Linked DNA regions of Mus musculus: region 1 is linked to region 2. Evidence: chromatin loops called from intact Hi-C (ENCODE). Cell type or tissue: heart. All regions are shown on one strand.

The links. Peaks named below come from ENCODE experiments on the same cell type or tissue, not always from the same donor. Only the 100,000 strongest peaks of a DNase experiment are listed, where the experiment ranks them.
Region 1: a loop joins it to region 2, with 6 times the contacts of the local background. A loop is called at or near these places in 20 of 42 quality-filtered maps.

The regions. Positions count from the first base shown.
Region 1 is chr6:97,412,224-97,420,223 of GRCm38, reverse strand. Frmd4b (FERM domain containing 4B) reads left to right here. Exons shown (of 23, transcript NM_001346637.1): 4 at 7,644-7,736. Among named protein-coding and RNA genes, the nearest start is that of Frmd4b, 72 kb to the left of the region's middle. In heart, CTCF peaks have their summits at 3,070 (motif pointing right), 4,704 and 5,928 (motif pointing right); a DNase peak (open chromatin) is centred at 3,043; H3K27ac peaks cover 399 bases.
Region 2 is chr6:97,246,931-97,254,930 of GRCm38, reverse strand. Lmod3 (leiomodin 3 (fetal)) reads left to right here and starts at 2,174. Exons shown (of 3, transcript NM_001081157.2): 1 at 2,174-2,653; 2 at 6,367-7,761. The coding sequence starts at 2,360. Gm32191 (a long non-coding RNA gene) reads right to left here and starts at 2,027. Exons shown (of 4, transcript XR_869294.2): 1 at 1,821-2,027. In heart, CTCF peaks have their summits at 3,765 (motif pointing left) and 5,921 (motif pointing right); DNase peaks (open chromatin) are centred at 2,000 and 3,750; H3K4me3 peaks cover 2,258 bases; H3K27ac peaks cover 2,984 bases.

The DNA of each region.
Region 1 (8,000 bases), 170 kb before region 2:
CACCAGTACTTAGCCAGAAGGCCTCAAGAAGTTCACATGAGTCAGTGGTTCGACTGCCTTACACACGTGGGCAGAATGCATGTGTGAATGAAAGCATGTAAGACGCATGGACATGAACACATAGTAGCTGGATGATATGCTATGAACTGAAATTGCCATGAGCACTGTCATTCAGGAGACCATATTGAGATGGCGCTAAAAGTCTGAAGACTAGAATAATGCATTTCTGTAATGAATGTCTCCTGGGCGTCTACAGCTACCAGATGGTATGCTAGATCCCTGGGATTCAGCTGTGAGCAATGTAGTTAAGATCTCTGCCTGGAAGAGTTGCTATTGCAATGCCGTGATCTACTTTAACAAGCAAAGAGATGATAAGAAAATACCAGAAACTCTGAATGCACTGGGATCGTGTGAGATGACACATTAAGGAAAGCTGGTGGGGCCAATTTTAGACAGAGTGGGCCAGGATGATGTCTGGAAGACAGCTTGCATCGAACACCAAGAACTGGCTCTAAAAACAAAAGCCAAATTATTCAAAGATGGAGCCCAGTTTGACTTTTGTGTTTTGTTTTAATATGATGATGGTTGGTTTGGGACAGGACCTCAAATACTCCAGGCAGACTTTGAACTCCTGACCCTCCTACACTACCCTCAGTCCTGGGGTTATATGTATGTGCCACCATGCTTGACTTAGTTTCTGTTTTAAGGGATGTAGGGAAAGCCACTGTGGCTGATGTGCAGAAAGCAGGAAGGAAAGAGGTCCAAGATTTGGCTAAGAGCGAGATGGGGAAGATATCACAGAGTCCTGAAGCTGTGTGATCTGACAACCACATTGGACATCTCTACCACTCCGGTTTCATACCTATATCCTGTGCATAACAATAGTCCTCACACAGCAAATGCCATTTGAGAGACTATTGTGGCTATTATTATTCTAGGGGCTTGCTACATCCCCTTGTTGCTTTTGAATATCTACTAGGGGCTCCTACCCCACTTTAGATCATTTAGTTCCCAAATAAAAATCACAGAGACCTCTAGGTTTATAATAAGCTTTGGAGCACTAGAGCTGGGCAGATATCAACCCTCTACGCTATTTTGTCTGTTTCCCTGTCAATAACGCCAAGTTACTACTTGCCCTGTTTCCTTTAGGCCACTCCTGCTCTATCAGGCTGGCCCTTGTGGGCATGATCTCACAGTCCATGCTACCCCGTGGTGACCTCTTCCTTCTTCTCCTCACTCTCCTGGTCGTGGTCCCTCCTGAGACCACAAGCCTGGGAACCTCACTTCATCCTCTCTTTTCTGCCCAGCCCAGGATGTAGGCATTGTATTTAGCCAATCAGGGATAACTTAGGGCAGGGGGCAAGGTTTAGGAGCATCATTTGGTGTATATGAGAATCTCCTCCATGGGGGACATAGATCTTGGGGGACAGTATTTAGCGTTTGAATACATAGCAGCTGCAGTCCAACCCCTTACAGGAGACCCATGATCCGGTGCTACGTTCTGTGCTTCAGGCATATTAAGTAAGGATGCAGAGTCCAGAGCACAGGCACACATGTAAGAGAGGCTTTGCCCAGCACTGGTGTGATCTCACAGAATTATCTCTAGAACTGGGCGAGACACACAGCGTCCACAGAGGGGAGAGGAGGTGACAGTCTAGGCAAGCATCACTTGAAACAAACGTACCCTGTGCTCTTGCTAAGTGGGAAGGCACCAGCCTGGGAGTGGACAAGATCACAGGTGAACCCCTCGAGGCACAGGGATGGCAATGCCGCCACTGAAGGAGGTCCGAGGAGGGAGGACAGGATTTAGAACTACAGCGTCAGCACTGGAAAGAGGGGGCCAGATCATGTGGAGAGGCAGAAGCCCTAAACACAGTGCTTTGTCCAGACATTGAAACTTGCTTCACGAAGAAAGGGAAAAGATCTGAGGGTGCTGCCACGTCCCTGTAATCCTAGCCCCTGGAGAGTGAAAACAGGTGTACCGGAAACTCTAGGCCAGCCTCACGCATACAGGGAACTCTATCAGGAAAAGAGGGGCTGAGTGAGGGCTCTTTGGGTAATAGAGCTTACTAACACAGTCATGAGGACCTGAGTTCTAATCCCTAGAATCCACGTTTTAAAAAAAAAAAAAAAAAAAAGCCTGGATCCGTGTGTCTGCGGCCCTGGGAAGGAGAAGGAAAAAAGAATTGCTGGGATTTGCTGATTGACAGCCTAACTCCAGATTCAATAACAAACCCTGCCACAAGGGAGTAAGTAAGACCGAGAGTTATAAACAAAGCAAGATGCCCACTGCTCTCTTCTGATCTCTGCATGCATGTGTGCAGATATGCCACAAACACATATGTCACACACATACCAAAACACAGTATGAATGATTTTCTTTGAGGACTTGGCCACCAGCTTCCTTGTCTACCCTGGGACTTGTGGGCTCCTTTCCGACATACTCTTCTTGGACCCCAGGAGTCAAACCTTAACAGTTTGCCCTGACTCTCCTACAGGTAGCAGGCAACACGAAATGTCAGGATTACAACCAGCTGTCGAAGGTGTCTCCTGGCTCTGGTTGTGTTTATTTTCAGCAGTGTGAGGAGGTCTTTTCTGTAAGATGGAAGGTCTTAGCCATTTCCACCTTTCCGGGGAACAGGCCTGGAAACGTATTTATGTCTAAGGGTGTCTCCTCGGAAAGTCTTGGTCACAAGCCTAGTTCTTTGTCTGATGAATATTTTTGGAAGGTCCCTACCCCGTAAGCTTTCTGTCCACCCCCGTGAAGCCCCGTGAAGCCAACACGTCGGATCCCTCCCTTTCAGGGTCCTCATGCCCTCCTCGGTGCCACATCAGCCTTGAGACGGTGGTAAACTGAACAGAGGAAGGCAGGGCTGCAAGGGACAGTGTCAATGACTGTCTTTGTCCCAGCTCAGAGAACCAGAAGAGAAGCTGGAGAAGGACCACAGTTACATAAGGAAGGCAGCCAAGCCAACCAAGTCAAGCAGTTGCCTGACAGAGAGGGGCAGAATTCCTAAGGCTTGCTATAGGCGTCCCAGCTCTGTGTGCAGGGCGGCCTTCCGCCTCTAGAGGGCAGCCTCAGCCCTCCTTCCCCACAAGGGGCCCTTCCTGTCACCTCCCTTCATCCATTTTGGAAAACCTTTGCTGAGGGACTTTTGTTAATGAAGAAACAACATATAAGCTTTGCAACACAATGGCTTTGGATCGCTGTCCCTTCTGGTAGACAATGGAGCTTCCACCGTATAGAATCCAAACCAAAGAGAAAACATGGCTTGTGGTTACAAGTGTTTGTCTTTTGATCATTTGGTTGGTTGGTTGGTTTAATTAGTTTGTTTTGTTGTTGTTGTTGTTGTTAACTAGAGTTCATACTTATTGATTAAAACACTTAAAAACAGCAAGATAAAAACATTAAATGAGCCTCAACGCATCTTTGTATTTAGGCATAGATAGGTCATTTTCTTTTATTCCTCAGAGCCTTCATTCAAATGAAAGGACTGTAAATAGACTTTAAAAAACAAAATGAAGAAAAAAATCTAATATATGTATTGGTGGTACATGCCTACAACCTCAGCCCTTCAGAAGCTGAGGCAGGAGGGTCATGAGATTGAGGCTGACTTGAACTGCATGTCGAATCCAAGGCCAGAAACTTCATAGCAGAGGGAGGCCAGTCTCAGTGATAAACAGCAGAATCTAAGCCAGCTGTAGAGCTCATGTTAGAGCTCTTGCCCAGCATACACAAACATTCAACTCCCAACAGAAGAAAAAAGTTCAATCTCTAATACACACTTTCACACTTTAAAGGTATATGTCTATTACATAGACATAAATATCTTCTTGGAGTATTTATTGTGGTTAAGGACAGATCTCCCCACTGTGACTGTCCAAAGAGGTAACCAGAACCCACACCTTGTTCTATATCTGTCCGGAATTTTTTATAGCTTTTAAAAAAGATATTTCCTTTACTTATATTTCAAATGTTATTCCCTTTCCTGGTTTTCCCTCCGGAAATCCCCTTTCCCATCCCCCCCACCCCCCGTCCCCGTCACTAACCCACCCACTCCTGATTCCCTGTAGGGGCATCGAGCCTTCTCAGGACCAAGGGCCTCTCCTTCCATTGATATCCAACAAGGCCATCCTCTGCTACATATGCAGCTGTAGCCATGGGTCCCTCCATGAGTACTCTTTGGTTGTTGGTTTAGTTGGGAGCTCTGGGGGTACTGGTTGGTTCATATTGTTGTTCCTCCTATGGGGCTGCAAGCTCCTTCAGCTCCTTTGGTCCTTTCTCTAGCTCCTCCATTGGGGACCTTGTGCTCAGTCCAATGGTTGGCTGAGAGCATCCACCTCTTTATTTGTCAGGCACTGGCAAAGCCTCTCAGGAGACAGCTATATCAGCCTTCTGTCAGCAAGCACTTGTTGGCATCCATAATAGTGTCTGGGTTTGGTGCCCAGATGGGGCAGTCTCTGGCTGGAATTCTACATTAAACTTTTCCTCCATGTTTAATTACGGCTTGCCTCTACTTCCGTGTCCAATCCAATTTCAATGTGCTGTGTGTGTGGAATGAACTCGCCTCGTTCATTCCTACACAGGGTTCTATGCAGGCTCATAGAAACATGTTACACATCTTAAATCATGCCACATCTGTGTAAAGAAAGAATAAAGGACATACCCACCCATGATGGTGTCTCACACCCTCTAGAGGCAGGATTGATGTGCAAGGCCATCCTGGCTGCACGATGAGATCCTCTTTCAATATCTCTCCCAAAGAAAAGGATAGAATGAGGAAGGGGAAAGGAAATAGGGAGAGAAGGGGGGAGGAAGAGGAAAAGGAGAAGGGGGAAGAATTCAAAGTTAGTCTTATCTGCTATATGGAACCTTGAAGGGTTAAAATTGATGTGCCGTGTATTTAAACATATATCTTTTAACAGCTTTGAAGCTGAAGTGTCCGTAAGTCTCACATTAAACATGACAAAATATAATGTAATAATCCTTTAACTTTAGCTTTTTGTTTGAGTTTTTTTTTTTCTTTTTTTCCACTGATTCAAAGAAAACTTTCCCAAAGTTCCACCAAGAAAATCTTGGGACAGTTCCCAGTTCCCAGCAGCCATATCTTGTAACTATAGAAACAAATACACAGAAACTGAGCGCCATACTCTATAAGGTAGGAAGTCCTCTGGTATCACTTACCCCACATTGAGAGCTCTGGGTTCAAATTCCCAGCCCTGACGTTTTTCTTGCATATTTACTATAAAAGGTAACATTAATAAATAAAGACTTCCAACTTGGTTGATGTATATGATGGGAGGCAGTAAAGAAACCACTGGAATGGCTGTTCCACAGTATGGTAAGGAGTAAGGGTATTACTGTGAATAAGAACGAGGAAATGTCCAGAGGTATCAGGAGAAGTCCAAAGCAGAGAGAAAAAGAAGTAGACTGGACATGGCCAGGGTTGTCTATGAGAGAAGCTAGTGAGTGACATAGATCAGGGGCAGCAGACAATCAAGTGGGCTATGAAGACAAGTAGCTGTGAAGACAGAAGGGCAAGGAGGCTAGCCTAGACCTTTAAATGTATAGCAGGGACTTGTGAGTGTGGACTGAGGGACTTGGAGGACAGCCTGGGCTTTGATGGGCGACTAAGAGTACATCAATGGAGAGCCATTTCTTTCTGCCAGAAGCCAGGATAACGACTCCTTTGTAAGGGTGGGAAAGGACTTGTTTTACAAATGTCCAGGTCATACTGGCTTTTATCTGATCTGACCTGACCACCAGAAGAAATCCTTTTTATAGTCTAGCCTGAGCTCATTTCTAGACACATGGGCTGCCTAAGACCTAAGAGTTGACAAAAGTGCTTGCTTAATAAAGAGTAGCTCTTATCATCTTTTTAAAATGATTTATTTGTGTATGTGAGTACACTGTATCTCTCTTCAGACCCACCAGAAGAGGGCATCAGATCCCATTACAGATACTTGTGAGCCGCCATGTGGTTGCTGGGAATTGAACTCAGGATCTCTGGAAGAGCAGTCAGTGCTCTTAACCACTGAGCCATCTCTCCAGCCCCAGCTGTTCTTATTTATACTGTTACTATTTGAGCCCAGCTTTCCCATTTGCCTTGTTGCTAACTTTTTAAAACTATTATGTGTAAACATATTTGCCTGCATGTGTGTATATGCGCCATGTGTATGGAGTGCCCATGGAGAACAGAAGGAGGCATTGGAACCCCCAGATGATTGGTTATGCGCCACCGTGTAGGTGCTAAGAACCGAACCGCAGGTCCTGTGCAAGAGCAGCCAGTGTTTGCTTCTGCCGAGCCCTCTCTCCAGCCCCCTTTTCTATCTACTTACACTGAATGACAGCTTGGAATTTCCTGGGTTTGTCCTTTAATTATTTATTCAAGGACCAAAATAGGCTGGAAAATGTTTTCCAGCTTATAACGGATTTTGCTGGAATTTGACATCCCCTTCCCACCACCAGAAATGTGTTCTGAAACTGGAATTAGTATAAGCACATTCAAGGAGGCTCTAAGATGGATAGGCCAGTTGAACAGCGTTGGAAGTCATGTAAACAATCCACGAAGCGTCAAGCCCGAAAGGTCAAGGTCTTGAGAGAACTGTTTATACCTGTGAACTGATGAGGCTTGGGAGTAAATATTTAAACATCTCTAAGTCATGTGTCCACAGAAAGAGCTGCAGAAGAGCGCTGGCTATGCATACACTGGAAACTCTACTGCTGTATTTGAGTCCCCTTCGTTTTATTAAACTAGAATCTTCCTCCTTCTTGACTAAAACGTGTCACATTTAACCTTTTATATGTGTGTGTAAAGATTAATTTAGTGTTGCTCAGTGTCTTAACCTCCCGAAGCATTTTCCATCTCTTATCTATTCTCTCAGCTTTTATAAATATGTGCATGCAATATATATGGATTTCCATTGGTTAAAAACTGGGCAAGCTGGACATGGTAGAGTAAACCTGGTATAGCAAGCCTTTGTTTCCATAAACAAAAGGCGGTATAGGTAATATATTGTACTTACTGTTGTTTTTTTATTAAAATTTTAAGTGTTTATTTGTTAATTAATTTTATTTGAGATGAGGTCTCACTGAGTAGTAGCTGGCCCAGACTCGTATAGATAATGCTAGCCTCAAACTCCCAGAGATCCACTTGCTTCTGCCTACCCGCTCCCCATGCTGGGATTAAAGGTGTGCATCACTAGGCCCAGGGAATCTTGCTCTTTTTTTTTTTTCTCTTTAATTTAAGATTTGTATCTCGAAAATTGTTCCAAGCAACTTTGCAAGCTTTTTTTAGGACCGCATTGCCTTTCTCTGTGCAGATTTAGGTAATTATTTTAACAATACCCTCTAAGTATTTGGATTATTTCAAGAGTTTTGACTATCAAAGTGAGTGATTTTTATATATGGGTCATTTTTTTTTTTGTAATGTGCAAGTTCCTCTTGACAAGCTTCTCCGGTTGGAAATTCTAGCTCACAAGTAGACGGGTACAGTAGGCGTGACAGACATTGCTGAAGTGGCCTCACGGCCCGTTGTCTTCCGTGCCTGGTGTGAGAGTGTGAGTGTTTCCAGGCAGCTGTGCCAGCACCGTGTGTTGCTGAACTTTCTGTGTCATCCTCGTCCTTTGCTTTGTTCTCGCAGGGGTCAAGAGAACTGGTTGCAGCTGGACCACAGAGTTCTGGAACATGATTTACCTAAGAAGCCCGGCCCAACTCTTCTGCACTTCGCTGTCAGGTACGCGTGAGTGCATCCAGCCTTCGCCGCCTTTCTTGCTTATTTTTATTTCTCAAGGTGTCTAGAAATCAGAGATAGTGAGTAAGAAGAGAAAAGACCCTATGAGAACATTACCATGAGAAAGAGATTGCCTACTGTCTTGGTTTAGGTTACCATAAAGATTATGTAGAGTTGTTTTCTTTGAAGATAAAGGAGAGAAGCATCCAGCTTTATTCCTCAAAGACTCTTAGAGTAAATGGAAGGCTGAGGAACCTGAGAGATTTA
Region 2 (8,000 bases):
TATGTATATATATATGTATATATGTGTATATGTATATAATTAACCATGGAATAACACTAAGAGAACCACTTAGGTCTTCACATGAAATACATTTAATTTTTCATATTCTTTGACCCTGTAATTTGACTTCTTAGAATTTATCCAACTTAACCTAAGCAAATAAACTTGGGTGCATACAACCATGTAGCTAGTAAGATGTTCATTGAAGCCTGTTTGTACTTCTGAGAAATGAAAACAGTTTAGATATGTAACAATTAAGGATTGGTTATATGAACTATGCACTTTATAAATTATAGCTCTTTACAGAGAGATCTTAAAAGTTATGTTTTTCTAGAATATGTAATTACCTCAAAAGTAATCTGATTTGATCAAGGAGAAAACAGAGAGCAGACTGGATATGGGTGGTGCTTGCCTGTAGTCATGACACATGGCTGTCAGAGGCATGAGGATAGCTACAAGATCAAGACCAGCCATGCCACGACGTGTGTTCCAAAGCTACCTAACAAAACTATGTCAAAAACAAACAATAAACCAAAGAGCACAGGGCTAGGGGCGAAGCCAAGGGCAGAGTTGACTTCCAAGGTCAAATTGCCAAAGGCTATAAAGATGGCATGTTGATCCAGAGTTCCTATTTCTAAAGAAATGACTGAGACAAGCCAAAGCATTCATTGCAATTGCTCTCAACAGGGAAATAAGGTGAAAAATTCACACTCTCTCTTGTTCTGTATCTTATGTTCCTGTTTGTACAAAAATATCTAAATTTCTGAGTAAAGAGTTGCAAAACTCAGAATTTGACAATAGTTAGCCTATGGTGACACACGCCTTTAATTCCAGCACTTGGGAGGCAGAAGCAGGCAGATCTCTGGGTTCAAGTCCAGCCTGGTCTACAGAGTGAGTTCCAGGACAGCCAGGACTACACAGAAGGACTCTTGTCTCTGGAAAAAAATATAAAAATATAATATATATGAAATATATAAATATATAATGGTGAAGCCTTTCTCCAGCCCAGCCCTCTAGACACCTATACCCCTCCCTAAAATCACGTGAAATGTTTGGTTTCTTATTTATTATTCAATAATCTATCTCACTGATATTTTTATATTTATCTATTTGGGTTGTGTTGGAGACAGGGTCTCTCTATGTAGCCCTTTTTGTCCTGGAACTTGCTATGTAAACCAGGCTGAGCTTGAACTCACAGAGATCTGCCTGCCTCTGCCTCCTGAGTACAAGTACAAAGAGACTAAAGGCATCCAGAACCTGGCCTGGCTCTTATTTTTATTTATGTACATTTGTTTAACTTACTGTCTCAAGACTATCCTGTCATGCACACTGTTTTAGAGTTTTGTGTAGCCAGCTAATGTATACAATTGTGCTTTCACCTTGGTGGGAGTGTATCTGAGGTATATACCTCAAAAGGTAGGGTTGTTGGATCAACATAAATGTATGTTAGCAATTTGAAAAAAATTAGTGTCCCTCCCCCACAGTTTACAAAGAAACTCTTTTCATGTCCCTTTTCTCCCAGTATTTCAACAGTATGATTACAAACATTCTCTTCAGAGCCATCTTAATTTAGCTAGGTTTGATAAACACTTACTAAAGACATAAATGGTTTTAAACCCCTTACATGGCCCCTCTCCCTTACATGGAAATTCAGGGCCTTGTTATCCCCATCTGTCAGGTCACAGGATCTAGGTGCAGATAAGAGCAGCTTGCACCGGTTCACTTACACAGGGGTGAATACCATAGCAAGACCTGAGCTGTTCCCTTCAGAGGCACGGCTTCCAGAGCCTGCTGGAAAGATCAGGCAAAGCCCAGCTCACCGGCCACCTTCAGGGGACGACGCTTCTATTCCAGGAGAAACTGCATTTGCTGGCTGGATTTTCATTCTGATGTTTTGTGAGTTGTTTAGATAAGCAGCAGCAGGCTCCCCGGGAGATCTAGAGCATGGGGTGTGGGCTCCCTGGGGTGGGAGGGCTTTAGAAAAGAATGCGTTTATTCCTGCAGAGATTCCATAGCCCGGCTACTCGCTGTCTAGCCCAGCAGCTGTACTGAAATGTCAGATGGATTTGTCCAGATGACTCAAGTTGCCAAAAAGGGACTCATGTAGTAGTTCCACAACTTGACTCTGCCCAGAAAACCTTGCTTAATATAGATCCCACATGAGCTGAGCTATAGTCACTCCCAGCAGCTCAACCAACACCATTGAGTGAGAAAATCTCTCAAGGGTGGGTTGGCCTAAGATATTTGTTAATTAGAAGACACTGAGGTGTTTGCATACTGATTCCTTCTTTAAAATATATCATATTGGATTATTTCTTCTTTTCTGGTGATCTAGAAACAGATAGAAAAAAAGTAAACTATGTCGGGGCACAGCAGGAATTCGGAGCAAGAAGACACCCTTAGTGAGGAGCTCGATGAAGACGAACTCCTAGCCAACTTATCCCCTGAAGAGCTGAAGGAACTGCAGTCAGAGATGGAAGTCATGGCCCCTGACCCCCACCTTCCTGTGGGGATGATCCAAAAGGATCAAACAGACAAGGCACCCACAGGAAACTTCAACCATAAGTCTCTCGTTGATTACATGTATTTGCAAAAGGCGTCTAGACGCATGCTGGAAGATGAACGAGTTCCTGTCAGTTTTGTGCAGTCTGAGGTAACCAGGGATCTGTGTGGGACACAAATGGCTGCCGGGACTGGGCTGGCAGGGTAGTGTTTTGCAATTGTGATTTCTCAAGACTGAATGAAATGTGTGATTCTGTTTTGGATTTTGGCACACCTAAATTAAATTATAATATTAAGTTCTAGCCCAGGCTGTAACTTTCTGAAAAAATAGTATAATTGCAAGGTAGTGGGGAGAAGGTGATAACCTCTTGTCAGTGTTTCTCTTTCAACATTGGCACCAGGGTCTCTGTGTGGAGTTGGTGGTCTGTAGCCATGAATGACATGTAATGGTTTAACACAGAAACAGCTCTTCTGTCTTTTTTTTTTTTTTTTTGGCTTCTCCTTTTGAGAAGCTTGTCCAAATTCTACTCCACATTTCTCCAGACTACTTATGCACATACGATATTTTACATATAATGTCAAAGATTCCCCACTTCTGAAGAAATCTGGCCATACACTAAGCCAAACCCAAGACTGAAAACGTGGGCACACTGTATGTGCATTGGGCATCAGTGATGACACCTGAAAATTGATGTCTAAGAAGGAATCTTCAAGAGAGTCCTCTCTTGAGATACTTATCTAAAAACTAGAGCTGGCATGAGTTTTGTATAAAGCACAGTTAAAATTTAATTACATTTTTTTATTATTAGGTGTGTGTGTGTGTGTGTGTGTGTGTGTGTAAGTGTGTGAGTGTGTGTGTAGGTCAAGCGAGGTGGCAGGTACCTTTACCTGATAAGCCGTCTTGATGGTTCTAAAGGACAAATTTTAATGTTGCACTTAAAAATGATTGAGAAGAAAGAAGACAGATTTCTTATGTATGGTTTCTTTGGGGCCACCTGCTAGACACAGGTGCATGTTGTCACATTGGTGTGATAGAAGACAGTAGTGAGCATTAAGCAGAAACTGAAGTCCAGGAAATAAATTTCAGGCTTGATCAGACCAGAGCTTATCGTGTCCTTTGCAGACCTCTTACAATTGCACTTCTGTGAGTTCGAAGACAATTCCATACAAAGACCAGTTTTAGGAGGACTACAGACAAAAACCAATGCTTTTGTTTCCTCGTGTGCATTAAACAGCTTGATAATTGGCTCCCCCTGCTGGAGCAGATGAGACATGGGGTGTTTTAGGAGGTAGTTTAAGGACAATGTTGTCAACTGTCATGTATCACCAGCGTTGAGTTCTTGCTCAGAACACTGCATGTCAGACTTCTCCACCAGCTTTGGGAATTACAGCCGCAAGATGCACAGACGCACACAAAGTGGAGAAGGATTCAGGAGAAGCTAGTGGACTCTGATCTGAAGCCTGCCTTTTCCCTTCCCAGACACTGCAGAGTTGTAAATCTCACCCTAATCCTGTTCCATTTCAAGGCTGGCTCTTTCCTCAATGCGCTTTGCTTCAGAGACTAGTGAGTAATGAAGGTGGTTTCCCCAGAGCTAGGATTCAAACCAAGGTTTTAAAAACACACTCCAGGTTATCAGAGTAGTCTCCTTCCCCTGCACCATGTCACAGTCTCAGAGCCTCAGGAAATGCAACATCATGCGTGTCTCCGAGAGCAGTGGATACTTTAGGAAGGGTAGAAGGAATATTTTCTTTTTGAGATAAGGGTTTCTCTCTGTAGCCCTGGCTGTCTTGGAACTCACTCTGTAGACAAGTCTGGCCTCAAATTCACAGAGATCCACCTGCCTCTGCCTCCCAGGGCTGGAATGAAAGGCGTGTCCCACCAGAGCTCGGCAGGAAGCTATTTTCTAACAGAGCTCTGTGGAGTAGAAACACTCCCTTTCAAATACACATGGAACAAAGGCTTTGCTACAGGGATCTAAAAATCTGTATCAGTTCCAAATATGTTTTAACAATCATCTTTTAAAATATCGAATCTGTGGGTTGGGGATTTAGCTCAGTGGTAGAGCGCTGCTTGCCTAGCAAGCACAAGGCCCTGGGTTCGGTCCTCAGCTCTTGGAAAAATAAATAAATAAATAAGTAAATAAATAAATAAAATAGCATCTGAAAACAAAATTAACTAACTTTTATTTGAATGTACTTGGTCTTGTGTATCCTCAGGGACTCCATCCTTGAATTCAACGAATTGTGAACTGAAAACACTAAAAAAGGTTTATTTGTTTATTTATTTATTTGCCATGTGGACTGGATATATACAGACACTTTTTTCTTTTTTAAAATAAAACAGTCCCTGTTTGCATCATGTATAGCAGCTATTAGGGTGTCTAGAAACAGGGTAAAATGTCTCATATGGGCAGGCGGGGTGTAGGATAGAAATGTGCATACACATATATATGTATGTACGGGCACAACCCCAAGCGTGTGTCTGCAAAAGTTCCTCCTAACTTGGTTGGTTTTGCTCACCGTGGGATCCTCTGTAGCAGCAACACAAGGCAAATGTAAAACCAAAGGCTGCACAATGCAGGTAGCAGGCACGCGGCAGACGTTCAGTTCCTCCAGGGGTTACCTTCCTGACTCAGAAAAACAAAAACAAGGCTTTGATAATAATTATAGAAGTGTTTTCCTGTACATATATAAATTTGTACGTGTACATATATGGAATAACATTACACATACGGTTTATTAGATTGAGTTAGTTCACTTAAAATGGTTTTCATTAAAGTTTTTGTTTGGTTTGGTTTGGTTTTGAGACAGGGTCTCTCTATGTAGCTCTGGGTAGTAGAGACACATTATTTAGACCATATGCTGGCCCAGAACCCAGAGACTTGCCTGCCTCTGCCTCCGGAAAGGTGAAGTTAAAGGCAGGTGCCACCATGCCTGGCTTTAAGTTTTTACAAAATCTTTTGTGTATGTGTGGTTTTTTTATGTATGTGTGTTTCTGTGTATGAATGTGTGTGTGTGTGTGTATGTGTGTGTGTGTGTGTGTGTGTGTGCATGTGTGTCAGAGAGGGAGGGAGAAGGAGAGGGAGAGGGAGAGGGAAGACCACCTTAGGTGTCAGTCACAGCATTCACCTGTTTGAGTCAGGGTCTCTTAGTCTCTTAATCACCACTGGCTGGCAGGCTTAGCTGGCCCGGAGCCTTCAGAGATTCTTCTGTCTCCATCTCCTGTCTTTCATCTTACTTTATGTGGGTGCTGAAAGTTTGAACTGGGGTCCTCAGATTCTTAGGCTGGTACAGCCAGTACTTTACCCACAGAACCATTTCCCCAGCCCTAAAAATATTTTGAAAGACTATTTTTTTTTAGATTTATTTATTTATTATATGTAAGTACACTGTAGCTGTTCTCAGATACTCCAGAAGAGGGCATCAGATTTCGTTACGGATGGTTGTGAGCCACCATGTGGTTGCTGGGATTTGAACTCGGGACCTTCAGAAGAGCAGTTGGCGCTCTTAACCACTGAGCCATCTCGCCAGCCTTTGAAAGACTTTTTTATGTTTAATTGTGTGTGCATGCACGCATGCATGTGCATTCCTTTGTGAGATTAGCCTTAGTTTATTTGAGTACAGTACCTAAGGAGGCCGGAAGAGGGTGTCAGGTCCCTGGAGCTGGAGTTAAGAGAAGCTGTAAGCAGCTAGAAGAGGGTGTGGGGAAACAAAATCAGGTCCTCTGAAAAGGCAGCAAACATTTCTTAACTGCTGAGCCATCTCTCCAGCCCCCTAAAAAATACTTTAAACCCCAGTAGACATTGTTATATTTTGTATTTCCTTGCTGCTATGGATTCTAATTGGTGTAAACCTTTCTTTTAGAAAAACACTCAAAACCAGCGTGAAGTAGGAGACAAGGGCATTAAAAACATGCCCCAGTTTTTAAAAGAAAAGCTCAATAGTGAAATCCTTGCAAAAAAAAGAGAATCAAATGGGAGCAACAATGTACAAGAAGCAGAAGATGATGATGAAGATGAAGAGGAGGAGGAGGAAGATGACGAAGATGAAGAGGAGGAGGAAGAAGATGAAGAGGATGATGAAGGGGAAGAGGATGAAGATGGTGAACAAGCCAACAGAGAAAAAAATGACGCAAAAGAACAAATCCACAACAATCCGGGCACCTACCAGCAACTGGCTACTAAAACAGCGCACGAGCAAAAAGACACATCAGAGACCAAAGAAAAAGGTGAGAAGAAAATAGCCAAATTAGACCCTAAGAAGTTAGCTCTAGATACCAGTTTTCTGAAGGTAAGTGCGAGGCCCTCAGGGAACCAGACAGACCTGGACGGGAGCTTGAGACGAGTGAGACAGAACGACCCCGACATGAAGGAACTCAACCTGAACAACATTGAAAATATCCCTAAAGAAATGTTGCTGGACTTCGTCAATGCCATGAAGAAAAACAAACACATCAAAACCTTCAGTTTAGCCAACGTCGGTGCTGATGAGAGCGTAGCGTTTGCCCTGGCCAACATGCTGCGGGAAAACAGGAGCGTCACCACCCTCAATATTGAGTCCAACTTCATCACTGGGAAGGGCATCGTGGCCATCATGAGGTGCCTCCAGTTCAATGAAACGCTAACTGAACTTCGGTTTCACAACCAGAGACATATGCTAGGTCACCACGCCGAGATGGAAATATCCAGGCTTCTGAAGGCCAACACCACTCTGTTGAAGATGGGCTACCATTTCGAGCTTCCGGGTCCCAGAATGGTGGTAACGAATCTGCTTACCAGGAACCAGGATAAACGGAGGCAGAAACGACAGGAGGAACAGCAGCAGCAGCAACTTAAAGAGCAGAGAAAGCTGATAGCTATGTTGGAGAATGGGTTGGGGCTGCCCCCTGGGATGTGGGAGAGGTTGGGAGGACCCATGCCCGACCCCAGAATGCAGGAGTTCTTCCAGCCTGCATCTGGGCGGCCCCTCGATGCTCAGGAAGTCCCCTTTGGTTCAAGAAAGGAAATGATCAAAAATCCGCCCCAGCCTCCACAGTGCAAGACGGACCCTGACTCCTTCAGGGTGGTGAAGCTGAAGAGAATTCAGCGCAAATCTCGAATGCCGGAAGCCAGAGAGGCACAGGAGAAAACCAACCTCAAAGATGTAATCAAAACGCTCAAGCCAGTGCCGAGAAATAGGCCGCCCCCGCTGGTGGAAATCACTCCCAGAGACCAGCTCTTGAATGACATCCGACACAGCAATGTCGCCTACCTTAAACCTGTAAGTAACAGGAGGGAGAAAAGACGAACGCTTCCCTGTGCCCCTTCCCACTCTCTCTTGTCTATGTTATATTTTAGTTTTGAGACAGGCCCCCATGTGTTTCAGGCTGACCTCGAATCTACTAGGTATTGAGGGTGGTGTATCCCACCATACCTGGTTTATGTGGGGATTGATGTCAGGGCTTTGTGCGCGCTAGGCAAGGGCACTACCAAATGAGCTATATCCTCTGTGCCAGCCCC